Linked DNA regions of Homo sapiens: region 2 is linked to region 1. The links are chromatin loops, found by intact Hi-C in ENCODE. Cell type or tissue: endothelial cell of umbilical vein. All regions are shown on one strand. Links, peaks and the distances in the headings refer to the core of each region. The heading gives the core; the rest is flanking DNA. Region 1 overlaps TMEM200C (transmembrane protein 200C). Region 2 overlaps L3MBTL4 (L3MBTL histone methyl-lysine binding protein 4).

Region 1 (9,889 bases), core at 786-8,785:
AATGATTCATTTTTAACTGACCTTCACTAGCAGGGCTTCTTAACTGAGAAGTATCAGTACATAGAACTAACAAACTAAATTCTTATTGGACCTAAGCTATCTTTATGAGCAAGAATGATTTTTGCTGAATTATACATTGCTTTAAAATTACCATTAAATTTGAAATTTCAGATTCTGGAAATCATTTCCCTAGACGTGTGTATAAGGAGATAAAACTGAGAGGAGAATCTGTCACTTGGCAACACTGTTTGCATCATGGATCAAGTGTGTTGATCCATGTACCGTAAAGACTGGAGACAGCATAAACTTGGGGGTTGTTCTATCAAGCCACAGGTCATTTTTCAGAATCTACACATGATAACTGAATATATTTCTACAGATTTCTACATCAATTTTGCAGCAGCATTTATATCAGGAAACATAAATAATTTATCTTTGTTAATAATAAACATCCGTTTTTTTGTTCCTCACGTATGCGTTCATAGCAAAAGGAAAGGTTAAGACCCAGACATACTGTCGCAAATGTGTATGAGTATTGTTTGTGGACTGGCACCAAAAACACTATGCCTTTTGATTTTTAAACAGCCAGTCATTTTGAGATAGTCACTGAAAACAGATTTGGCCAGAATAGCAAAGTATAGATGCAGCTTAATACTTTGTTTATGCACAAAGCTGCAAACAAAAAGATACAGGCAAAAAACCTGCTTTTCAAAACAAATATTCTATTAAAGTAAAAAAAAAATAATTTTATTAACAAAAGTATAATTTTGTTAGTTTGAATTCCTCACATAATTACTTGATTTCTTCAAAATCTTTTTAGTGCATAAACACAGTCAAGGCAAACATATAAAATGTGTTTTCTAATCCATGAAAGTGAGAATTCTGCAAAACCACTTTGCATTATAGATAAAATTTAATAGATATCATCAGTTATGGTTTATTGTCAGAGCCACTAATAATTCTTCCATAAGGTTATATCTATTGGTAAGAAGATTAAAAATTGGAAATGCTGGTAGATAAAGTGCTGTGGTTAATATGTCATGGTAAATGATATCAGGAAGCACATAGAATTCTTGATAAAGAGCAAGAAAATTCAAAAGACTAATTTGGTGACCTAAATACTAATCCTTCTGCTTATGTAACCATTGCAGGTTAATGTGTTTGGAGCACTAAATACGACTTGAGTGCTTGCTCATTTGATTGTACAATTTATTCTCTTTGTATTTCTAGTTTTATTTCAGCTTCATGCCTGAGAACATCTCTTGATTTATTAATCTTGCTTGGGATTACTACTTTAAAAAATTGAATGCATTTATAGTGATAGTAATAGTAATAATAATAATAGTCTTAAAAAAGACCGAAAAGTAATTTGAGCACTAATAATAAGTAATTGTTTGCGTCCCAATTTTTTATATCTTCTCAAATAGAGAGTAAATTGACTGATATCTTCTGGAAACATGTGCCACTGAAAAGCCAAAACACAATTGAAGTGCATGTTTGCAATCTCCTCGTTCCTCAAATCCCATGGATGTCCAAAACTAGAACCTTTCTTTGATTCATGTAGGATATTCTGACTAAGTCAGAGAGATGCTGGTGAATGCTTTCCAAGATTTCTTTTATTATAAAGTGAATGGAAAGGACATTTAATAATGCTATACCTGCCTGAAAAAAATGCCAGCTTTCATTAAGTCAGTGGCAATTAAATGCAACACTTGGCAAATAAATTGAACAAAGCATCTGGCTAGCCTGTAAGTATGAATCATCTTCAATGGAAGTACCAAATTATAGCAAAAAAAAATAAAGGGATATAAAAAGGAAAATAAAATTCAGACATGATTAGGGCCATGAGTAAAAATAATCCAAGTTGATATGTGGCAACTTGTAATGCAGCATAATTTTAGAAAATTATTTAGTGAATGTATAAATGTGACATGCCTGAAAAATGTTAATTAAACTGGTTTACGCAATGGTGGAGATGTATAATTATTTAGACATGCTCCCATAGTCCTTTGGAAGAAAATTGTAAATTCCAGCTCTACAAGGCTGTTTGGATTATAACCCCTGGTGCTGAGGGTTGAATGCAAAGCCTTTTTATCCACTGAAAATGATGAGATCCCGGAAGTGTCACAGGCTTGCCTCACTCTTCTCTGATTTCATTCACTCAGATTAGAAAGGGCAACTTGAACAGCAAGGAGCATCTATATCTTTAATGCTTTCTCTTTTACCAACATCTTTCAGCACATTTAAGTCATGGAGGAAAGACAGCAAAAAGATGCTAGTTTGGGTCTCATAAGGAGTAATCCATCCATTGTATCTTTTAATTTATAGGCAGTCCTTATAATCTTAAAGACAGAAGAAGGGGGAAGATTGTCTATTAAAATCCGGAACATTCTTCCATCATGTCTAAAACTAATATGCCTGCCTGAGATTGATTTCTGAGTCTTGGCCTGAATTACAGATTTGGGAATCAGGCTATTGCAATAAAAATTAGAATTGATGATAGAAATATTAGTGGAAGGATACCTGGGACTTTGAATTGCAAATGTTATGGGCTGAAGGAGATCCTGGAGGTGTGATTAGTGTTCATGTATGTGCACACACACATGTGCATCAATGAACGAACTATTGAAACTTAAAGCAAGTCAATTTTGTAACTTACTGATTTTGAAGTCTGTGAACAAAAATAAATACTTTTGAGAATAAATCATCACATGCCATAGCAAGAAAACCTTTGCTTCAAGCAGATAATAGGACTGACAAGCTATGTATGCCATAGTTCTAATGACATAGGCTGTGACCTTAAGAAAAATTGAAAAATTCCAAAACAAAATTTATATGTCATAGAATTTGGTCATGGCCCAGGCTTAGGAAGAAACTTGATCATATTTATACTAGCAAAGCGATACATAAGACTTGATGAATTCCATGGAGAGTTTTTATATTATATTTTGGTTTTCATGTGAAATTGTTTGGATTCTCATTATGCCCACCATAATCAGAATTATCAGCCTAAGTGAAGACTGAAGTATTTTGGAGCTCTGGTCCTTGCTACATGGGTTTAATTAGACAAGAAAATGCCCTGAAAGTGAGGTGAACCAAACAAATGTCAACTTTACAGGCATTGAAATTGATTTCAAAATGTTTGCATCATTAAATTAAAATAATAACAATTCATTAGCCAATTACATTGCTCAATTTGAATATACAGGATTTTTCCTCCTAGATTCAAATTAAAAAATTCAGAGATGGTCAAAATAATTTTGAAAGAACTTACGTTTGTTCTGATGCCAGGTGGGGGTCTTCTGAGGGAGGATTTGCTATGAAGAGTGTTCCAAGAACACTCCAAGTGTAAAGCCATAAACATTCATTTGTGGAGATGTCATACACTTTAAGATAACTCGATTTTCTCTAGTTTGGTCTTCATAAAACTAGACTGTGACTTTCTCCTTGCACTCCAAAGCAGAATATAATCCTTGTTTACAAAATAAGCAAAACATACCTTTATAGCAATACACATTTTATCTTATCACACTATATTATGCCTAGGGAATTTCAATTAAATGGTACCATTAGTTTTCCCTTCAATTTTGGTTTTCTTTAGACCACAAAGTGTTCAAGGCTGGGTCTAATTGGCATAAATGTGGTGTGAATTTTACCACTAAAGAGCAAATCTGTTATTATTATTATTATTTTTGAGACGGATTCTTGCTCTGTCACCCAGGCTGGAATGCAGTGGCGTAATCTCGGCTCACTGCAACCTCTGCCTCCCGGGTTCAAGCAATTCTCCTGCCTCAGCCTCCCAAATATCTGGGATTACAGAGGCCTGCCACCACCCCCAGCTAAATTTTGTATTTTTAGTAGAGACAGGGTTTCAACATGTTGGCCGGGCTGGCCTTGAACTCCTGACCTCAGGTGATCCACCCGCCTTGACCTCCCAAAGTGCTGGGATTACAGACATGAGCCACCACACCTGGCCCAAATCTGCTGATTTAGGTTAAAAAACAACGTATCCTACTCTATCCTTATTGAAAACCTATACTGATCATTGCCCAATTTTCCCTTGAGTGTGTGCTAGAATGCTAGGGCTCTACTGAGAAATTTCAAAAACCATTTTATTTTTTTATTCATATAAATTTAAAGAGTACAAGTGCAATTTTGATACATGGATATCTTGAATAATGATGAAGTCTGAGCTTTTACTGTGTCCATCACCTGAATAATGTACCTGGTACCCATTAAGTAATTTCTCATCACCCATTCCCTCTCACCCTCCCACTCTTTCAAGTATCCAATTCAAAACTATTTTAAGTTAAGGAGTTAGTATTTAAAATATATCAATAGCCCATTTCAGACAGCTTTGTGTCAAATCACTTTCCCATGCTTTTATCCCTAGATGACTCAGTTGTCTTCACATTTTTTGTCCAGTGTAAAATTTTAGATTTCCCTGCATCTTGCTCCCCCTACTGCCAAGTAGGTGTATGTGCTCCTTAAAGTAAAAACAAATGCCACATTCCAAAGTACTTTTTGAAATGCTTTTTCTATAAAATGCATGCCCTTCCCTGTTGTCCCTGACCTCCCACCAAAATGTGAAGTGATCTGGATAATAACATTTTCTTTTTATCACCATTGCTCCCATTAATAGCATATGCTTACTCTGTATTCTTTCTGAATTCTTTTATGTAGCTAGGCTCCCATCCTGGAAATGTGAACAAATGTCGGTCGCAAGACTCACTGCCAGTTTTCTTTAACCAGAAGTACTAATGCCGGCCACACTTCTCACCACTGTTCCTTCTATTCATCAATTTCTTTAGCAAACATTTATCATAGACCTTCTAATTTTCAGACTCTGTCTTTAAGAATGAAGATATCAAAAATATGTACTTTTTGACCTTGAAATGTCATATTCTAGTAGAGGACACTGATATGTAAACAAATAATTTCAATGTGTGACATGTGGAGGAGAATTTTATGAAAATAGCATAGTCAAGAGTGTACATTTTCAGCACTGAGCTAGCTCTAAAAACTTTCTCACCTGCAAAATAGGACAAGTACCTACCTCAGCAGGTTTTTGTGAGTATTAAATGGCACAAGGCATATAAGGCCGTGTGTCTGGCATATGGTGGGTGCTCAGTAAATGCCGGCTACTATTATTACTAGTTAATAATGACATGATAATAACCAGCAATTATTTGGTTTCCAGGAGTAGGAACTATTCTCTCAATCACTCACCACTTGGAAGTTTCTTCCCCTGGTGTGATACAGAATTTTGAATCATTCAGGGTTCACTCAGAAAGCAGAGGCACTGTGAGCTCTCTATGGCACAAGGGATTTAGTTCAAGAATGGGACGTTGTCTGGTCGTAGGAGGATCTGGGGAAAGTGATGTTCCAGGAAGGAATTTGGAGTTTCGGGGGAAGTCACCAACCTGAGAAGTTAAGCACGTCCAAGCACCGAAATAAGGCTGCAAACTGAAGACACGGGGAAGCCATCGGAAGCTGTGCTTCTGTATCGCTACCATCTCTGTGGATCTGCCACCTGGAGTGAGGTGGGGGGCCTAGGGCTGCTCTTATTCCAGGTGGTCATCCTTCAGAAGAAGAGCTGGCTGCGGAGAGGGGGAGAGTAAGGACAGGCTGGAGCCCACTGGTGCCACTGCATCTGCTGTAACCTCATCGAACGCAATGACCCCCAAGGGCAACAACTGCTGTGTTACTTCCACCTTCTTCAAATTGGTCTTCTGGCTGACTCTAACTCAGAATCCTACAGAGCGGTATATTCTGAGAAAATAGGTCTAACCTAACCAAGTCCACATGGTTAAAAAACACCAGAGTCCATCTGTTGTCAGTTTGGCATCCATATGCACCTCTTTAACTATATTTAATTTCTAAATAAGGACATAAGCAACATCATGCTTCTACCTAATGTGATGTAGCTGTCTCTCACACACCTGAAAACACAGCAAAACTCTCTACAAAAAAGAGTACAAACTCAGTCTTCTTTAGTGATGCTCATTCTTGTAGCTAGTTCACCCCCAACCCTTTGCCACCCTGTAGTTTAAGTATTGAGGTATATAATCAAGTGAACTACTATTAACGTATCATAAGTTAGACAAAAGAAGAGTCAGAGCAAGGAAGAAAGAAATAAGTTTTCATATTTTCTATTCTCTTCACTTTGAGCAAGAACATTGGCTGGTTGTGATTCCCTTTCTGGCAGGTGACCTAAGCCTTCCTTCTTGAAAGGTCTGTGCCCAGAGCTGTTCTGCCTATATGGGGTTGCTGTAGTTTTTCCTTATAGGACATAGTAATTCTAACAGGCACTATCAGGTTCTCCTGCATTCGGGACAGCCTCCTTACCCACACTGTGGAGTAGCAAACCAATTTCCACTTGATAGTCAGAATAGTCACATCAGCTAGTACAGGCACTCCTTTCTTTGCCAAGATGACAATCTCAACTTCCAGTTTAATGGAACCAACACTTTGTGCTTCATGGAAGCATCCCTGTCTTTGGAACTAAGATCTTTAGACTAGCATAGCCCAGAATTGCAGCTACGGGAAGCAAAAATTTCACATACGAGTGAAATTCACTTACTAGTCATTAGAGGTAACAGTGGGAGGAATCACTTCCATTTCTACCCCTTCATCATTAGACACGTGAATCATAACTATGGGAAAGGCATCAAGGCATACTGTTTGCTGACTTGGAGAATATACCATATTCTAGAGAATGTTACCCCAGCCTGCAAAGTGTTGCCACACAGCTGGTGTTACAACTAAGCCTTCAAAAGGCCATTCCATCATTCCTTCAGGCTAGTTGTTTAGATGACTGAAACTGGTGAATTTCATGAACATGAGCCCATTGACAAACCACATTTACTGTAAAATTAGTTCTATTGGCAGAATCAGAACTATGTGGAATATCATGATGATGAAAAAGACATTCTGGAATCCACAGATGGTGGTTTTGGCAGAAGCATTTCAGTAGGGAAGGCAAATCTATATCCAGGGTAGGTGTCTATGCCAGTGAGAATAACACACTCTCCCTCCCATGATGAGAGTGGTCCAATGTGATCAACCTGCCACTCATACTGGGGGCTTATTATTGTCTCTGCTGCCATGGCAACTTTGTTCATGAGCCCAATGGGAAAAAATACAGTATGCATATACCCATGTTCATAACAGCATTATTCATAATAGCTAAAAGGTAGAAACAACCCAGGTGTCCATAGATAGATGCATGGATAAACATAATGTGGGATATACCCACAGTGGAATATTATTCAGCCTTAAAAAAGGAAGGAAACTCTGACACATGCTGCAACATCAATGAACCTTGAAGACATTCTGCTAAGTGAAATAAGCCAGTCACAGAAGGACAAACACTGTATTATTCCAGTTATACGATGTCACTAGAGAAGGCAAATTTATGCAGACACAGAGTAAATTAGAAATTACCAGGAGTTGGGGGAAGGAAGGAATGGGAAGTTGTTTAATGAGTACAAAGTTTCAGTTGGAAAAGGTTTAAAAGTTCTGCAGACAGACGGTGGTGATAGTTGCATAGCAATGTGAATGTAATTAATGCCACAGAACTGTACACATAAAAGTGGCTAATAAGGTAAATTTTATGTAATGTACTTTTTACTAAAAATCTAGAGATTAGGTCTTACTCTGTCACGCCCAGGCTGGAGTGCAGTGGCACGGTCATAGCTTGCTGTAGCCTCGAACTCCTAGGCTCAAGTGATCTTCTTGCTTCAGTCGCCCAAGTCGCTGAGACCACAGGTGCAAGCCACTGTATCCGGCTGTTTTACCAAAATGTAAAAAATAATTTAAAAATACAGTAAACAAAGGGCTGTCAGTTATTCACTCCTCAGTATGAATTAAGCCAGATACATTCGTGTAAATACCTGTGCTTTAGGAACGAGGGTTAAGACTAAATAGGAGAAAACAAAGGTTGTAAGTCTGGCACCTGTGGTGCTACTCTAGGAGAGCACATTAAGAGGGGGATAAAGTGGAAGGTGATGCTTAATTTATCAAAGTCTTTCAGAGTAAAATGGCAGAGGAGTGTAGTAAATGCCACTTGAGACAGCTGCCTGACTTGCAGTTCCTTCATCCTTCTGTTCACACCTGGCCGTAGCTAATTGACCTAGGTATTGACACCAGACCTGAGCTTGGCCAGTCACATTTTCTTTCCCATATGTTTAACATGTGGAGGAAGGAGAACCAGAGAACAAGAGCCCTTGAGGTTGGGTCTCATTGTGTTAACCACAGTGCTCCAAATAGTAGGTCCCCAAAATCTTGTCACTGAGGTTCCTGAAGCTGCCCTGGCTCCTGCAAGGGTAAGCCTGATTTTGCTGTCATTGCTGTTGTTGTTAGACATAACAGATTATTCCAGTTCTCCTTCCTCTCAATTTGTTTTCTTTTGTTTTTGCTTATTAGCTAGAGTTGGCTATTGTGCTTACAATGAAAATACCTGAAACTTACAAGGAAGCACAGGAGATTCCTTATTGCCAGAGTTTAATGGGTATCTCTCTCCTCCTCACATTGCCCTTGGTATTCAATGTCAGGTGTGCAAGTGAGTGGCAGTACACTCAGCACCCAATTAACAAGAATATTTTATTTATTAATTTTTATTGGGGTAAAATACACATATATACTTTACTATTTTAACCATTTTAAGTGTGCAGTTCGCTGGTAATAAATACAATTATATTCCTTTGTTCTAGGAATTTTTGACAAATTGACACCACTTGCTCTCATAACAAAGACTAAACATTTATTGAGTATCTTCACACACACAAGAATACTCCCAAGTCACAATCAATGGTCACTCAAATAATAATTGATAAAACTCTTCTAGAACAAACCACTTTGAACTGTCCCTTCAATTTTACTATAAGAAGAGTCGACACTGCTAGCCCTTTTTTTGTTCCTGTGGCTCAATATAAGTTTAGTGCTTCTAATTGTAGGAATAGAAACTCTATGTAAATTGAATTATCATAATTAGCTTACAGATCACTGTAGTACTTATACACTTTTCTTCCCTTTGAGGGTTTTTTAAGAGAAAGTCACACAATAAGGAAAAAAACCAATAAAATTTAAATAGTATGTTTGTTGTTCATTTGCGTTAAAGACAAATGTTTGCTAAATGGAATTTTTTAGAATGTCTTTTTACTGGATAGAGTTGGCCTCCTCAGCAGCTTCATCTGAGGAAAAATTTAATCACAGCAGCATACCTTTTTCTGAAACTCTCTAAGACAACATTTACCCCAACCTAGGCCTAATTTAAAATGCAGGTACAACACACACACACACACACACACACCCCTATTCTGTCTGCTGTGGTGAGTAAAGGTGGTTAGAGCTGGAGCCAGAGAATTGTGAACAAATAATGTTTCCTTGTGTTCCATTGCCCTAGGTGATGGTTCTCAAAATACTTGAAACAGCAGCACCAGCATCACCTGGGAGTTTGTTCAAAATGCAGCTTCTCAGGCCTACCCCTAGGACTGTTGAATCAGAAATTCTGGAGGTGGGACCCAGCAATCTGTGTTCTAACAAGTTTAACAAATGCTCCAGGTGATTCTGATACATGCTCAAGATTAGGAACCATGACACTAGACTACCATGAATGCTGATCAGTCATTTTTCAAAAATGTTATCTTTTGGTTCCAAAAACTCTGACAAGGGAATATGCATGGATGAGGAGATAGGTCACTCTGAGTGGACAAAAACATCAACAACAAAAATGAATGTGTAACACCTTCTTGGGGGCATGGGAGGGCAGGGAAACAGGAGGGAGAAGCTGTCATCAGAATCACCTTAAATCCAATGCTCCTTTTGATTCCATCACAATGACTGATGGGGAAAACTCAGACTTACCTCAACTGCCAGGGTGCTAAAG
Region 2 (9,889 bases), core at 1,262-9,261, 340 kb before region 1:
CGTATTTTGTGGATTCTCATGATTGCATATCCATGTGCACATACATGCTCATATCCATGTGTTCATAAGCCCATGTTTTTTTTGTCATTGTTTGTGCTGTAAAAATTGGATTATATTAGGTACTTACTTTACATCATTTTTAACTTTGCTCAACTATGTCTCATGGCAAATTCCTTCCAACTCATCTGTATAGTTCAAATTCTTTCTTTATAATAACTGCATAATATTTCATAATGTGTTATATCAAAATTAACTCAGCATTTTTGTGTTAAACATTCATTTAAAAATGCCTTTATTGATACCTGTTGGCATTTAGAAGGGAACACAGCTAAAAGTATGTGTTTATTTCCGCATTTTTAAACTGGAAATTGAGCATTCAAACCTGTTGGCTGAATGAACATTTATTATTAGGGAATAAAGCTATAATAATTGGTATTTTGGGAGGTAATGAAATGTACTTTGTAGAAATAACACAGTTGGTTTTTTTAGATTCTCTAGAATCACCAATTGGCTGGACCTACTTAGTAGATATTCTAGATGTTTCATGAACACATAGAAATATTTAGCTTTGCAAATTAATATTTTGATACCCAATGACCACTTTACCTCATAATTTCCTTGCAAAGCTTATATTATATTATATTATATTATATTATATTATAATAGAAAAATTTACAGTCCAAAGAAATCCTTCCTTTAGTTGCAACCTTAGCCATTAACTTTTTTTTAGCCAAACAAAAGATTACTGTATTTTAAATGGAACTGTGCTAGTTTCTATAGATAGATTCTGTTGGCATAAGGAAGGTAAGAGTTCAGAGGATAATATAAATTATTAATTAATGAATTGAACGATATGAATTGAGTGCCTACCAAATGTGAGGCACAGCTAGGAGCTGAGGATGTAATAAAGAACAATAAAGATATAACGTGAGGATTGCTAGGTCTGTAATAGAGTGTCACTCAGTGGAATATGATACGGTTAGAGAAACTAAGAGAAAAACAACCCTAGCTTTTTATTTTAAAATCTTAAGTATTGAGAGACAGAGAGAAATAGAACTCATTACTCTGTCTCAAATGCCTGCCAAAACATTGGGTTAGATTAGATCCCGCATGAGCCATGGTATTGAAGACAGTTCTGCTGGGCGCTCAGCCAGTGCAACACAGATAGGTTGTTTTCTGGTGATCTCGCCAGACACAAAAGAGAGTTTATTTCTTTACATAGTGTATTCTGGATATAGTACAGCTCAGCCATACTTTGAGCAAAACAATCAATTATAAAATGAGCTCTTTGACAAGCTCCTGAGGTGCTGATATTTCATACTGTAGATCAAAGAATTCTCCCTATGCTTTAGAAACTAATTAATGATCAAGTAAAAAATCTGACGTACTGCTGTAAATGTTAGAGAGTCTAACTTATGTTCTTTTGCCAGAAAGATATTTTAACTTTAATTGTTATGAGCTGAATATGAATGTAAGACTTCTAATATCTAAGGCACCGTAAATGTGAGGTCATTTTCAACATGTGTTTTGAAACAATAAAGGGTGAACCTGAATTAGGCTTGGCCACGATTGAAGCATCTGATTTTCTTCAAATCTTGTATTTCTGAGTCATGTACTGAACAGCATGCCACTATTTCATACAAGACAATTAGTGACCACTTGGTCCTATGATTGTTTCCATGAAGGGCCCTTCTGTATGTGCAGAACCTACTAGCAGAATGACAGCTTTCAGGTAGTGTAACTTTCCTCAATCTCTATCATTGGAGGCCCGGATATTTGGATGACTCACTGCCCTGCCTTGTGAGAGACACTTGAAACAAATGAATAAGTGGCCTCTGAGGGGCTTTCTTATATAATTCAGGTTCTTAAAATGATAGTGAAAGCTAGCCAGGGCCGCACTGGTACTAGTCACATAATCCTAATTATTCTATTGATGCTTTCTCTGAGACTTCAGGCCCAGCAGCCTAGAGCACTCAGTAAACCTCAAAGTAGCTCTTTAGAAGTTTTGATTTCTACAAATTGCAAGTCAGGAGACACAGGCTCTAGCTTTGACTTCGTTGTTAGTTGCCTTGCCTTGTATGAGTCACTTAAAATGCCAGGTCTCACTTTCCTCATCAGTAGAATTGAGTTTGATGAAGTGTCCATCCAGCATGTGTGTTCATGCTGAACATTCTGTCTATTGTGATAGACCCTTGGCAGATCCAATAGACAGATAGATTTGTCTATTGTGATAGACCCTTGGCAGATCCCTTTTATTGCTGCTTATTAAATAGGACTATTGGCCATTACTTAAAACCTGCTTGTCATACAGCAATGATTTTGTTTCCTGAATTGGCCACCAGTATAATTGTGGTTGTTCTGCTTCTCTAGTTCCTAAGGGACAGGTCACCCAGACTAGTCAGGAACTTAAGGACTTGTGCTATTGATTCATGAGCTCAATTCTTTAGAAAGAATGTTCCAGTGGAAAAAATAGGTTGCTGCTTAGGCTGTTGTTCCTAGAGGAAAAATAATCGAGGGTGCCTTTAAAAAAAAATCTGAAACCAGTATTACACCTTCTTACATGGCCTTCTAATATGGAAAAAAAAACTGAGGAGTATTACATTTGCATTGTATAGATGCCACAGATCAGACGGCTTTTTCTTGGCATCATCCAGTTTACAGTGCTGTTGGAACATTAGCCAGTATTGACACACCAGCACCATTTTGTTCAAATGGTACCTCTGATGCCACCAGTACCAGCAGGCAAAAAACTTTGTATCAGAGTTTCATTCAGAATTTTGGGGCTAGACTGGTATCATTTTGGCTTGTATCTCTATCATTCTTGGCCACCAAAATGTAAAATGTAAATGTTTCAGGAAATATATTTTATTCATTCAACAAATATTTACCAAATACTTACTGAATACCAGCTGTATGTTGTGAGGAAATAACAGTGAAGTGAACATATTCCTATCATAAGGCAGCCTATGTTCTAATGGAGCAAGAGAAATGAAATATTCACAACACACACTGTGTTAGGTGTCAATAAGTGCTGTGGAGAAGAATAAGGCAAGTAATGGGGTTAGGAAGGGCACATACATTTGGGAGGGGGGCTCCCTATTATATAGAGAGTCAGGGTGGGACTGAGCGAGAAGGTGACAGTTGAGTGGCATTTGAGATAAGGTGACAAGTCTGGAGGATATCTACAGATAACTCTCCAGGTAAAGGAACAACAAGTACAAGAACTTGAAGAGGGAGGATGTCTGCAGTGTTCTAGTTACAGCAGGAGTGTAGTGAACAGGAGATGAGGTCAGAGCGGTAGTGGGGCCAAGTTCTGTAGGGCCCTGTAGGTCATGGTAAGCACTTGCTTTTCCCCTGTGTAATCGAGGAAGCCATTGGAATGACATGGTAGAGAAGGTTTTAACTTATATTTACCATTGTTTAACCCTTACATGTTTCCTTTTTTGCTTCCATATTTGCATCCTCCAGAAGGGCTTTTTCTTGACCCTGAATGCGTTCCACTCCAGGTTCTGGAAGTAATCTCCCTAGATCTCAGTTTCTTCTTTTTATTTTTATTTTTTAAATTGTGTTTTAAAATAGAGGTGAGGTCTCGTTATGTTCCTAGGCTGGTCTTGAACTCAGCGGCTCAAGTGATCCTCCCACTCCAGCTTCCTGAGTAGCTGGGACTACAGGTGTGTGCCGCCATGTCCAGCTGATCCCAGCTTTTTCACACAGGGCCTCCTCCTTTGTCCCTCTCGAGGCCACCACTTCCCTGCAGCCTGTAAAGGAGACGGCTTATTTTGCCACATCCCAAGTAGTTCTCCTCGTCTTCTAAAACAGTTCTCAGCTGTTTGGAAAATCCCCTTCTTCCTGAGCGTTCAGGCTGTTCTGCTTCACTCCATCTCACCCCTAATTTTGCCACCATCCAGATGATTTTTAATTATTCTTCATCATTAACTGAAGATATTTGTCACCCAGATCTACCGTTTTACCGGAAGAATTGCTGGCACCATGAGGAAATCCAGGGCTGAGTGGCCGACGCCCTAGCTCAGTACTTCCTTGATCCTAATTTCTGTGACACTTTTTCCACGCTTTGGTTCAGCCACCCATGCCCACAGCCACAGCTTGGACCTAAAGAATGAGGTCCAAGCTGTGGCTGTGGGCATGGGTGGCTGAACCAAAGCATGCAAGTTTTTAACTCAAAATGGCATGGAATGAGGTGGGACATGAATAAATAATTTAAACAATATAGCCCAGTCTCCAGTCCAGCAGTTTACAGTCCCGCCCTCTCGCTGTCGCAGTTCTATGCCTTGGCCTCCAGAGGGAGCTCAGCATCTCAGTCCTGAGGCCTGAAAGGGGCTGCCTTGGATCATGGATGCGCTGGGTTTTCAGTCTCAGCAGGACGAAGTGATAAGTATGAGGTTGATGGAGCCACGCGTCATTGTTCAGATACCATTTCTTCCACTTTCTAACTGTATAGCACTTGGCAGGCTGCTCAAGGCTCAAGTTCTCACCTAAAAAATGTAGATAAAAGTGTACCTCACAGGGATAGATGAGGAATAACTGACTTCATGTAAGTGAGTACAGTGCTTACCTATAAATGGAAGCCAGTTAGAGGTGGGTTTTCATTGAGAGGGGTGAAGAGGTTAAAGGCTGTTCTTGTTCCATGGGGCGGTCTCCTGTATTTCATTCTTGTCTCAAGTAGGAATTTAAATCGTTGGAAAGCTTCTTCCACGGTATTGCTGCACTGCTGTGTGCATGGACCTGGCCCCTCCCACTCCCCCTGCAGCCCTACTTCTTGCTTCCCAAGGTCTACCAGGACTCAGGGCTGGGGTCGGAAGGAAGAAAGTTGGAGTACGTGGCTTTTGCAACTCTCCCTGGGCCATATGACATTCTTCTCTCTTTGGGTTCATTGAACAGGGAATATACAGGTACAATATTTTCCCTTTTTTGCATGTACATAGCTCATTTCTGAGAGTGGCATAGACGCAATTGCTGCTTAAGAGCCATTTAAAACGGTCACAGCCTTTAATTTTCACCTGTTTTTCACAAAAAGGGGAAGAAGGATAGTGACTCTCACAGTAGCATGCCAAGTCTCTTTACCAGGCTGGGACAGGACCAGGTACTGTCTCTCTTACTTACCTCACATCCAGTCCTTAGTCCCCTACACTCAGGTTTCCTTTCGCTCTATCCAACCATATGTACTGGTCAGGTGCCTGGGTGAAGAAGCCCAGCATGGAAGGGGCCAGGTGTGGGCATGGTTCAAAATCTACACAGAAATGTGGAGATCCAAAATGTGATAAATGGATTTGGATGATTTTAAAAAGTATCAGCTATAAAAGTAAATGCAGAGTTGGGTGTGGTATCATGTGCCTGTAGTCCCAGCTACTCAGAAGGCGGAGGTGAGAGAACAACATGAGCCCAGGAGTTTGAGGCTGCAGTCCTCTATGACTGTGTCAGAAGAGCCACCGCATTCCAGCCCGGGCAGCCTAGAGAAACCTCATCTCTTGAAAAAGAAAAAGTAAATGCAACTGCAGAAATACTTATTGAAACATAAAATATATAGTATAACTCATAAAGGAAAGGATAGAAAGCAAAGGAAACCTCAAGAGAGCTTAAAAAAAATTCAGCTTAAAACATGTTTACAGAAATTAGATTAAAAAACTAGTGGTGAAAACAAATGTAAATTAATTTAAAAGTCCATTTAGAAAGTGATTAAAATAGATATGTCTGGAACAAAATAATATAAAAGTAAAAACGATGGGTAAAATATTATCAGCAAACACAAACAGAAAATAATAGGGTGGCAATATAATTTTTAGTAAAAATAATTTGAGACAAAATACATAAATGTATCCAAAAGGGAAAGGGAAATTTTCTCTATATCAAGAATAAATAGAAAGCACAACTCATGCCAAACATTTTATGTACAGAATGATGTAACATCAAAATATGAAGCAAAGTACTCCATGATCTAGCAGTGTTACTCCTGGATGCATTCCAACATAAATGTATACTTCTTATCACTAAAAAGAATATACCAGAATGTTCATAGCAGCATTTTTAATAATAGCTCCCAAATGGAAACCACCCAAATGACCACAATCAGTAGAATAGATAGATAAATTGTGAAATACTCACATAATGGAATATTATACAACAATGAAAATGAATGTTCTGAAGGCAATAATCCACCTGACCCTCACATTCGGAATGCAGAGCAAAAGATGTTCACCACAAAGGAGCACATGCTGTGTGATTGCATTTACGTAAAGGGAAAAACAGAAGAAAACAAATCTCTGTGGTTGGAAGCGAGGGTAGGGATTTCTCTTTGAGGAGGGTGGTATGGTGCCTAGAAGGGACGATGATGGGGAGGGGATCCTGGAGCTCTGGAAATGTCCTGGTTTAGATCTGTGTCTGGTTATGCTGGTATGCTAGTTTTTTGAAAAATGTTCAGTCTATCCACTTGATTTGTGTACTTTCCTTTAAATATATTTTTATTAAAAAGCATAAAAATGAAGGAAAAATGATCAGAAATATGGGGGAATTGTAAAAAAATACTTATTTTAGAGAATTGAGCATATTGCTTCAGACTTTCTGCTTAAAGGACAGATTTTTGCATAATATAGCTAGATTGTATTACTGAAAATGCTAACATACTTTAAAATACATATATACTCTGTTTTTTAAAAATTGTTGACTCTATTTTATACTAAAAAGAAATCCTCAAACCTCAAAAGCAGGAATTCTATATGTCACATGACATTCTGAAACTATTATGTAGTAAACTAGATATTAGTGTTACTATTTTAAACAAATATGAAAATTACTTGGAGTATCTCAAATAAATATTTAAGGATTAAATCAAGACAACACAGATTACAATTATAATTGGTTTCTAGAAAATAAAAAGTGAGAAGAATACATATTTTTAAAAAATGTGTCCAGCTGTCTAAACCTGAATTTAGTGGCAACAATGGCAGGTTCATTGTCTATTTCATTTTAAATGAAAATAAGTTATGTTTATAATTCAATTTGACAAAACAAATATAAAATAAACTGAAGAGATGTAGGAGGGAGGAAGTAATAAGAGTAAAAGCAGTAAACAATATAATTAGAAAAGAAAAAAGAAGAAAAAATAGAGCTGATGAATAAATCTAAATACTTATTGCGTGGAAAGATAAATAAAACTATACTATATAGATCTCTAGCAAATTTAATTAGGAATGAAAGAACACAAACATAAAGAGAAACAAGAAGGAAATTTGAAATAGAGTTCTTTATATCATGTTCAATATATAGTTTTAACTGCAATTTTAGGAAATTGTAATTACAAAGATTTAATAATGAGACTAAAGCTTTAATAGATATAGAATGATTAGAGAAATTTGAAAGATTTTCAGAGTCTTTTTTTTCCAATTCATGGTATGAGGTCAGATGGTTGCTTGTAAGTGTTTTCAAACTGCTAAGGAGCCTTCTGTTGGAGCTTGGGAGTCAGAAACCTGGGTCTCACCTGGCTCTGTGAAGTACTCACATGGCCTTTGACCTTGGCCAACTCACTTAACCTTGTTGAGTGAATGAGAGTACCATGGAGTAAGTGCTTGAGTGCAGGCATGCCTTTGCCTTCTCAGAGGTTATGGTTAAGTGAATTAATATATCTGAAGTTCTTAGCATCAGGTCTGTTTAATGGTGAGCATTCAATTAACATTAGGTGTCATATCATCCAACGTTTTGTAGTATACGGGAATCAGAATATCTATGAGTAATCTTTTGCTATTTATATATATATATTTTCAGGTTATCCCAATCCAGAAAATTTTTCCTGGACAGAATACCTGGAAGCTACTCAAACCAATGCAGTTCCTGCCAAAGTTTTTAAAATGGTAAGTTCTATGTGGGTACAAACTCTCACCTTTAAACAACGTTTGTATTGAGTCATGCCTACATTTGGCAGTTTAAAATTATTCTAGTTTTTTCTTTCTAAATTCAAGTAGTAATTTCATAACCAATATGCTTTTCTTTTAGTTAAAAATACAAAGTAGGTGACTCATCTGCTATTGTTCCCATATAGAAATGTAGATGATGGTTTCCTTCCTTGAAAAATGGCAAATCAGAGGTACAATTGAAAACACCTCATCAACTGCTGATGATCCATTCCTTACATTTCTGGTTCTATTAGTCTGCTGAGTGAGAACTCTGAATTTTCACAGTACCACTCTCTCAGGGACTGTTTGACTGTCCATGATGCCATAACAAAATTGTTGAATGCATAGCCTTTGTGTGGATAATGTTATATATTTTGAGGTAAACCTTTCTTTCAGCATTTGTTAGAATACTGATTTTTAAATTTGTACTTATATATTTATTCCAGGATTGAACTAAGTATAAATTAATTTCTAAAATAAAGTACATAGGTAGTACAGTTAAAGATATTTATATCCTAAACCTAAACCAGCGGTTTTCAAACTCTATTCCCTTTCAGTTCTCTGTGTGTTTCATGTTCCCCAACTTGTCTTTAATCAGAATTTTATATATTGGGCTTCTGCATATAATTTCATTTACTGAAAATTGTCTAGAGATCAAGAGCGGCTTGAAACAAAATGATATTTCATTTTTTGAAAAAATTGATTATAATTAACAGTATTTGGGGGGAAATGTCCATATAATAAAATCAGGAAAGTAGAAGTGTTGGAGTACTAGGAAGGGTTTAAAAAGAGCAAAGGTTCAGCAAGCAAAAATGCTTATTGTACTTGACTTTTCCAAGAGGAAAATGACAAGAAAATAAAATTCTGAAAAGTAGCTAAGAAGGCAACTTCCAAGCTCTGTCCTGGGTTATTGTGGATTCAGCTCAGGGATGTACCTTAGGCGTGTACAATACTAAACTCTTCTACCTCTGTTGTTCAGGACAGTGATGTTGGGGAGAACAGAAAGATTCTCCGGGATGAAAGACCTAATTACAGTCAGTATACTCCATTTAGTAGATGTGATAATGCATCTTACAAAGAAAATGTGTTTCTACAAAAGCTGGAGAGAAACACACCAGATATTGCAGAAAGATTTGACTGTTTATTACTGACATATTAGTTGGGTTTTATTTTCCTTTTGCCATTTCTGAACTTGAAAAATTCAAAACACTTTTGTTTCCAATAAAACCAATTGAACACTTTTATGTGTAATAGCTTTCAAAGTGAAACTTTTTGCCAACCTATAGAAACTATCAGAGTTGCTTTTGATTTTGATTTTTGAGAGTTGAATTTCCTTAGTTTCTGTGATTTGGTTAAGTCCAGTGTCTTTTTTCTTACTCCGTGATTATGAATCCCTGTGTGTCTGTGGTTATAGACTCTTGGTTCCTAGCAAGATCACCTCAGGTGATCTGCCCACCTCGGCCTCCCAAAGTGCTGGGATTACAGGCATGAGCCTGTGGTTTCTTCCTTTCAAGTGAAAGAAACCATAACACAGATCACCTGTCTCTTGTTACAGATGAAATGACAAAAGCATAGGCTATGGCTTTAAAGTACATCATAGTATGCTTTTAAAACAGTTTAACAGCTGAAATTACACAGCTTTTATCTAAGCATATTTTAGATTTATAAAGGATCGTGTTTCTCCTTTCTGAGTTTTTATTAAAGAATTTTGCCTTCTGTGCCATACAGTTTGAAACTGGGCAATGAGAATAGTCAATAGTTTCTGAAATTATAAGGTCAATATCAGAAAGAAGGAAAAAAACTAAACTAATATAGGAACTGTAATAAGATGCTTTTTGAACTTTAGTGTAATCATTAACAAATTTATGATATAATCTGTCTTTGTCTTTTTAGTTATCTTTAAAATGGCCAAAAAATTATTTTTTCTCTCACAGGTTTTTGTGAATCGGATGAAATAATATGCATACAGTCCTATGTGCTCTTAA

What was found. A loop is a pair of places that touch in the nucleus more often than their neighbours do. Peaks named below come from ENCODE experiments on the same cell type or tissue, not always from the same donor. Only the 100,000 strongest peaks of a DNase experiment are listed, where the experiment ranks them.
Region 2: a loop joins it to region 1, with 20 times the contacts of the local background. A loop is called at or near these places in 39 of 110 quality-filtered maps.

Annotation. Positions count from the first base shown.
Region 1 is chr18:5,874,154-5,884,042 of GRCh38, reverse strand. TMEM200C (transmembrane protein 200C) reads left to right here. Exons shown (of 2, transcript NM_001395400.1): 2 at 1-1,971. MIR3976HG (MIR3976 host gene) reads right to left here. Exons shown (of 10, transcript NR_172496.1): 5 at 7,659-7,790; 6 at 5,424-5,600; 7 at 3,275-3,472. Among named protein-coding and RNA genes, the nearest start is that of TMEM200C, 16 kb to the left of the region's middle. In endothelial cell of umbilical vein, for the core only: a CTCF peak has its summit at 4,470 (motif pointing left); no DNase peak of the experiment used is centred there.
Region 2 is chr18:6,213,723-6,223,611 of GRCh38, reverse strand. L3MBTL4 (L3MBTL histone methyl-lysine binding protein 4) reads left to right here. Exons shown (of 19, transcript NM_001330559.2): 11 at 7,777-7,862. Among named protein-coding and RNA genes, the nearest start is that of L3MBTL4-AS1, 38 kb to the left of the region's middle. RefSeq lists an enhancer at 4,350-4,399. In endothelial cell of umbilical vein, for the core only: a CTCF peak has its summit at 4,284 (motif pointing right); a DNase peak (open chromatin) is centred at 4,341.